Linked DNA regions of Homo sapiens: region 2 is linked to region 1. A link is a contact called in ENCODE Hi-C or POLR2A ChIA-PET data. All regions are on one chromosome and are shown on one strand. The core of a region is the stretch at or near the end of the contact, and the rest is flanking DNA. Distances in the headings are between cores, read along the strand shown. Region 1 has its middle 65 kb from the start of SOD3. Region 2 holds the start of LINC02473 (long intergenic non-protein coding RNA 2473).

The links. A loop is a pair of places that touch in the nucleus more often than their neighbours do. ChIA-PET counts read pairs that join two places held with the same protein, here RNA polymerase II (POLR2A).
Region 2: a map of GM12878 shows a loop between it and region 1 (3-fold over the local background). The contact joins the promoter of LINC02473 here to the enhancer-like site in region 1. A Hi-C loop is called at or near these places in 2 of 168 maps with a recorded cell type or tissue (GM12878 and IMR-90) and 1 of 37 single-sample maps with no recorded cell type. POLR2A ChIA-PET finds 5 or more read pairs at or near these places in 2 of 52 experiments (MCF 10A and Panc1).

The regions. Positions count from the first base shown.
Region 1 is chr4:24,728,859-24,732,144 of GRCh38, reverse strand. No RefSeq gene overlaps it. Among named protein-coding and RNA genes, the nearest start is that of SOD3, 65 kb to the left of the region's middle. RefSeq lists an enhancer at 1,348-1,848. Within about 2 kb of position 1,449, at least 5 of the 41 ENCODE cell types and tissues checked have a DNase peak (open chromatin) inside an H3K27ac peak, as active enhancers do.
Region 2 is chr4:24,657,934-24,661,206 of GRCh38, reverse strand. It overlaps LINC02473 (long intergenic non-protein coding RNA 2473), which reads right to left and starts at 1,307. Exons shown (of 2, transcript NR_183976.1): 1 at 1,164-1,307. It also overlaps the pseudogene ATP5MGP3. RefSeq lists an enhancer at 2,652-3,273.

The sequences.
Region 1 (3,286 bases), core at 200-2,699:
ATGGAGATAATGATGAGAAACAAGCCTTCATGAGAAATTATTCCAGAATCAGAAGCTGCAGTTCCCACCCTGGCTCTGCCAGGAGCTTGATGTGTGGACTCTAGTTCAGGGCATTGCCTGGGGGCCCAAGTTCTGAACTACCTTAAGCTCTGGATGTGGGACACTGCTGTGCACACTATATTAAGAGATGCAGAAATATATTTTAGGTAGATTAAAAACATACAAAAACAATTTCAGAATTATTTTGCTGTCTGCTGCCACCATTGCTTTTTTCATTTAGAGAAGGCATGTTCCTGATATAACCCTAGATTGAGGCATCCATAGACAGGTGCATTATTTCACTCCTGGTTCCACCACTTATCATCTATGTCAGAGGTCAGCAAACATTTTCTGTAAAGAGTCAGATAGGAAATACGTTAAGTTTTGCAAGCCTATGCTTCTCAACTCTGCCTTTGCAGTGCAAAGGTGGCCACAGACAATGCAGAACTGAATGGACATGGTTGTGTTTCAATAAAACTTTATTTACACAAACAGACAGTGGGTCGGATTTGGTCCACTGGCCATAGTATGCAAACCCCTGATCTCTATGATCTCCAGCATCTCAAACCTTATCTGAAAAATAAAATGGGATATGATATCTGCCTCTGCAGAAGATAAAGAAATGTTATATGAAATTATTTTGAAAACTAGAATGAACTAAAGCACTAGCAAAGTATACATTATTAGTAATAGCAGTAATGTTACTATGCTATAGTTAGTCTCATTAATAAATCACATTTGTTAAGTACCCACTATATACTAGCTGCATTGTATTGATGATATTACTCAATCTTCACAAAGATCTTGCAAAAGAAAATGGTTACAAACATACAGATGAGGAAACTGAGGCTCAGAGGCTGTGACTCAAGGGTTACATAGGAAGTCAGAGGTAGGACTGAATTCTAATAACAGTTCCTGGATCCAAAATAGTGACCTCAAAAAAAATATATAATGTGTTAAGGATGTAAATAACAGATATATATAGATGAGTACATGGCTGCCAACAGATGGGCCGCTGTTGCATTTAGTCAGTGGGATAAGATCAGGTAACTTTCTTGTTGCTATCAAGTGACAGACACCCCATGCTTGCCATGGTATTTGGGTGCTGGACACTCTTCCCTGGTGGAAAAAGGCCTTTCCTGGCAGGGTCCCAGATTGAAATCCTAAACGAAGCAAGCTACCCGTGATGGGCTGTGTCAGTGTTGGAGGGCTGGCCATCTCTGCAAGGGATTGTCTGAGTCACAAGGCAGCCCTCCAGAACTTTCTGGGCCTGCCCAAAGCCAGGCCTGCCTCGGCCCCACAGGGAGGCGTGAGCAGCCGGCGCCACTTGAACGCCGAGTCTCCTGCTTCGAGGAGGCCAGATTTAGCAATCTGTCACACACAGCCCGCCTCATTGTGGCACTGGGCTCCAAGAGGCTGGCAGCGCGGGCAAGCAGAAAAGCATCTGTCGGCATGCCACACAGACAGGGATTAGAGAGGATGGGGGAGGATAATTATGGCATTTGCTTTCCTGTAAAGTGTATGTCAGGAGGAAAGGATTAAGCTAATTGAAGAAATCTCCAGCACTTACGTCAAAGGTGGTTGAAAAGCGATTGCTTTATCTTGCATCTCACCTGCTTCTGAGAGCCTGGCTCAAGGAGGCCTACCCACATCTCCACTTTGTCCCCAGCAACTCTTTGCAGAAATAGTTTGAGTTGGCGTTAGCCATTCTGCAAAGGAGAGAGGAGCTAAAAATAAGAGCATGTGAAGGATGCTCCCCACCTTTTTTTTTTTTAATTTCCAAAGCTCACACCAAGTTTCTCAGAGAAAGATGGAAAGCTGATTTTCCTGAGGTTTACATATTTGTGTACGTGTGACAGGTGAAATAAATGGCACCTGTATTGCACGTACTACACGGGGACAGGTGGCAGCCGCCCTCAAACTCTATCTCTTTTTCATCTCTCTGGAACATTAGCTTATGCTCCTGAGGGCCAGGCTGCATGCAAAGAGAAAGCTCGGGCTTCAGGATCATTTATCATCACTCTCCCCCGTGCAAAACCCAAACATCTCCAAACCCAAAACCAACGGAAAAAGGCAGGAATAGTCTTTTGTCTTCTGTCATCCAGATGGAACTTGGTTTTTGAGTTCCAGGTGACAGGTATTGGAGTTGCTGTGGTAATGAATTTGGAAAGGAAGTAAATAGATTTCCTCTTTCTTTTAATTCCAAATATTATACTACATTTACACAAATATGACTTGCCCAGTGGACTATCGTTTTTCAAAGAATAAGATACCACATCTGGAAAACATAGTTGGCTGCCTAATTTTTGCCATAATGCATCTTTAGACTGCTTAGAAAACGGATTGCCAGAGAAATCTTAGAAATATTTGTTCTAGTGATTAGGACCAGAAAGCTGGCTCCATTCTCTGTCGCTTTCTAGCTCTCTGACTTTGGGTGAGTTATTTCAACTCACTTTGATTTCTTCATTTGTGATAGCTCAAGAAAAGCATCTGGCATATAGTAGGGACTAAAAAATGGGCACCGTCATTGTCATTATCATCATCTTATTCATCTACCAGAAAGGCATAAGGTATTATATTAGTCAGAGGTCTCCAGAGAAACCGAACAAATAGAGTGTGTGCATATATCCTATTATACACGATAGAGATACAGACTTAAACATAGAAAGAGATTTATTTTTAAGGAATTGGCTCACACGATTATGAGGGCTGGCAAGTCTGAGATATGTAAGGCTGGCCAGCAGGCTGGAAATTCTGCCAGGAATTGATGTTGCAGTCTTCAGTGCAAAGGCAGTGTGGAGGCAGAATTCCTTCTTCTTTGGAGGATCTCAGTCTTTTTTCTTAAGGCCTTCAACTGATTGGATGAGGCCCACCCCCGCTATGAAGCATCATCTGCTTTACTCAGAGTCTACTGATTTAAATGTTAATCACAGCTAAAAAAAAATATCTTCCCAGCCACATCTAGACTGGTGTTTGATGAAGCAGCTGGGCACCATAGCCTAGCCAAGTTGACACATAAAATTCACCATCACAGGTATGTCATCTTATTTCAGGTTTTCATCTTATACAGGTTTTCAGGGAAAACCTAACCCAACTATGCAGTAAACATTGAATAAGCCAGGCGTGGTGGCTCATGCCTGTAATCCCAGCACTTTGGGAGGCCGAGGTGAGTGGATCACTTGAGGTCAGGAGTTCGAGACCAGCCTGACCAAAATGGTGAAACACCGACTCTATTAAAAATACAAAA
Region 2 (3,273 bases), core at 58-2,557, 71 kb after region 1:
GGGCTGCATTCCCAGATGGTTAAGGGATTCTAAGTTACGGGATGAGACAGGAGATACAAGACACAGGTCATAAAGACCTTGGTAATAAAACAAGTTGCAGTAAGAAACCACTGAAAACCCATCAAAACCAAGATGGTCATGAGAGTGACCGCTGGTCATCCTCACTACTACACTTCCACCAGCGCCATGACAGTTTATGGATGCCATGGCAATGTCAGGAACTTACCCTATATAGTCTAGAAAGGGGAGGCATGAATAATCCACTCATTGTTTAGCATATGATGGAAAAATAACCATAAAAATAGACAACCAGCAGCCCTCTGGGTGTTCTGTCTATAAAGCAGCCATTATTTTATTCCTTTATTTTCTTAATAAACTTGCTTTCACTTTTTTGTATGGCTCACCCTGAATTCTTTCTTGCACAAGATCCAAGAACCCTCTTTTAGGGTCTGGATCGGAACCCCTTTCCTGTAACAATGGCGTTGCCATAAACCAAAGGAGCATTTTTCGGCTGTAGCCTGAGTGATTTGACTGTTTCCGGAGGCAAATATTTGAAAATGAAACAGCAAACCAGTGCCTAGGGTTAGGGGAGAGTCAGTGCATTCTAATTATTAGGTCACCCTTCATTTCTCTTTTCTGTCTTCATTGGAAAAAGAAGGCCAGGTGCAGTGGCTCACGCCTATAATCCTACCACTTTGGGAGACCAAGGTCGGAAGATCACTTGAGCCCAGGAATTTGAAACCAACCTGGGCAGTACAGTGAGACCTTGTTTTACTTAAAAGAGAGAGAGAAAGAGAAAGGAAAAAGGAGTTTTTTTAGTGCCCTGCATATTCTGGAAGTCTCCATGGAGGCTCTTTTCTCCCTTGCTCCTTGTCTCTTAAAGGTTACTGTAGATGCTAGAGCCTGTTTTGTCCTTCTGAATCTCTATTTAGAAAACTTTTCCTTCTCATTTCTTGTAAAGGATCGTGTCAGGGACCCACCATGTGGAAAATCTTTGGAAGATCAATGAGTTCCCAGTCCACAAAGCTCCAAATGTGTGCTATTGTATCAGCTATCTATTGCCATAGCTGAGGCTGTATAACAAACAAGACCTCATAAGCAGTATACTTATTGCTCATGCATCTGGTGGTGGTCAGCTTGCAAATTCTGCTGGTTTCACTCACATATCTGAAGGTCATCCAGTTGTCAGAAGATCTAGGCTGGTCCTGGCTAGTCAACTGGAGAGACTGGGGCGCTGCTCTGGGTACTGTCTTCCAGCAGGCTCTCCCAGGCATGTTTTCACAGCAATGGTGGAGGCTCAGGAGTGCAAGCAGACACGTAGTGCTTTTTTCCAAGCTTACACTTGCATTATGTCTGCTAAAATCCCATTTGTCAAAGAAAGTCACATGGCTTGGCAGAGTCAGAGTTGGGAGTGTACTGCAAAGTTACTTCAGTAAAGGGCATGGATATGGGGAGGAGAGAAAAACTAGAGCCATGAATGCAATCCATCTACCACATCTTTCACATGCAACAGTGTAACTTTACACTTGTAGTTAAGCTGATCCAAGCAATATCTTTGCATACAGCAAACAGCTACCCTTCTCTGCTCCCAGAAAGACAACAGCTGCAGAAAGTCAAGAGCAAACAAAGGCATCTGAGAGGAGGGAGAGCAACAGTATTTACTGACAATGCTCTATTCATAATCCACATTTAATTCAAACTCAAAAGGATGCATTTACAATCTGCCAGGTTTTAACAGCCCCACCCTTTAAGTGGCATCTATGCAGCAGTAGAAATAGTAAGCTTTCTGCCTCCTTCAAAAGCAAGGGCCTGAGCTCACAAGGTAAACAAAGGGTAATGAAACAGCAAATGGCAGAGTGTCAAGTTGTTGGAAGGTGTCTAGCGGAATGCCATGGGGACACGGTTTCATTCTGGTCTCATTTAACATCCTCATTAATGATCTGGAAGAGGGAGTAAACAGCACCTTAATTATAATCACAAGTGATGCTAAATTAGGATTTCTTGCCTGCATCAAAAGAAGGGACTCTGAAAGGACCAAGTGGGAGATGGAATTCCAGCTTAAGAAAGGGAACTAGCACCAAGGAAAAACTATCACAGCATGGCTGGGCGCAGGAGCTCACACCTGTAATCCCAGCACTTTGGGAGGCCAAAGCAGGTGGATCAATTGAGGTCAGGAGTTTGAGACCAGCCTGGCCAACACAGTGAAAACCTGTCTCTACCAAAAAATACAAAAATTAGCTGGACATAGTGGCGCATGCCTGCAGTCCCAGCTACTTGGGAGGTTGAGGTGGGAGGATCACTTTAGCCTGGGAGGTGGAGATTGCAGTGAACCGAGATTGTGTGCCACTGCACTCCAGCCTGGGCGACAGAATGAGACCCTGAAAAAAAATAAAGAGAGAGAGAGAAAGAAAGAAGGAAAGAAAGAAAGAAAGAAAAAAGGAAAGAAAGAAAGGAAGGAAGGAAGGAAAAAAGAAAGAAAGAAAGAGAAAGAAAGAAAGAAAGAAAGAAAGAAAGAAAGAAAGAAAGAGAAAGAAAGAAAGAAAGAAAAAGAGAAAAAGAAAAAGGGAGACAGAAAGAGAAAAATATCACAGCACATGCAGCAAAGGAAAAAGTCACTTGTAAGCAATGAGGCCAAAGGGCAAGGAAGCTGCCTGAAATTCTTTCTGGGAAAACCCAGGGTATTTGCAAATAAACCTTTTGGTTTCAACCTTGTTTTCCCTTGGAAAAACCTTGTTTTTAAGGGAAAAGTTTACAGCAAGCAGGTGGTATCAAGAAGTTACAGGTAGACATTCAGCCGGCTGTTCGGGGTGACGAACTTTCCATTCCAGAACCATAGCCCAATTTGTCTGTAACTTTGCAGAAAAGGCCCGGGCACTGGTGAACGCTGCTGTGACTTATGCAAAGCCTGGATTGGCCACATTTTGGTACTACGCCAAGGTTGAGCTGGTTCCTCCCACCCCTGTTGAGATTCCCTAGAGCTAGTCAGAGCCTGAAAACAATAGTCAATAGTGCTCAGACTGGTAGCTTCAAACAGCTCACAGTTAAGGAAGCTGTGCTGAATGGTTTCGTGGTCGCTGAGGTGTGGATGTGGTTTTGTGTTTAGCCAAGTGAGGCGTGAATGGTTATAATGTTTAAAGACCAATCTTTTTTTTTTTTTTTTTTTTTTGACGGAGTCACTCTGTTGCCCAGGCTGGAGTGCAGTGTTGCAATCTTGGCTCATTGCAACTTCTGCCTCCCAGGTTCAAGCGATTATCCTGCCTCAGCCTCCCGAGC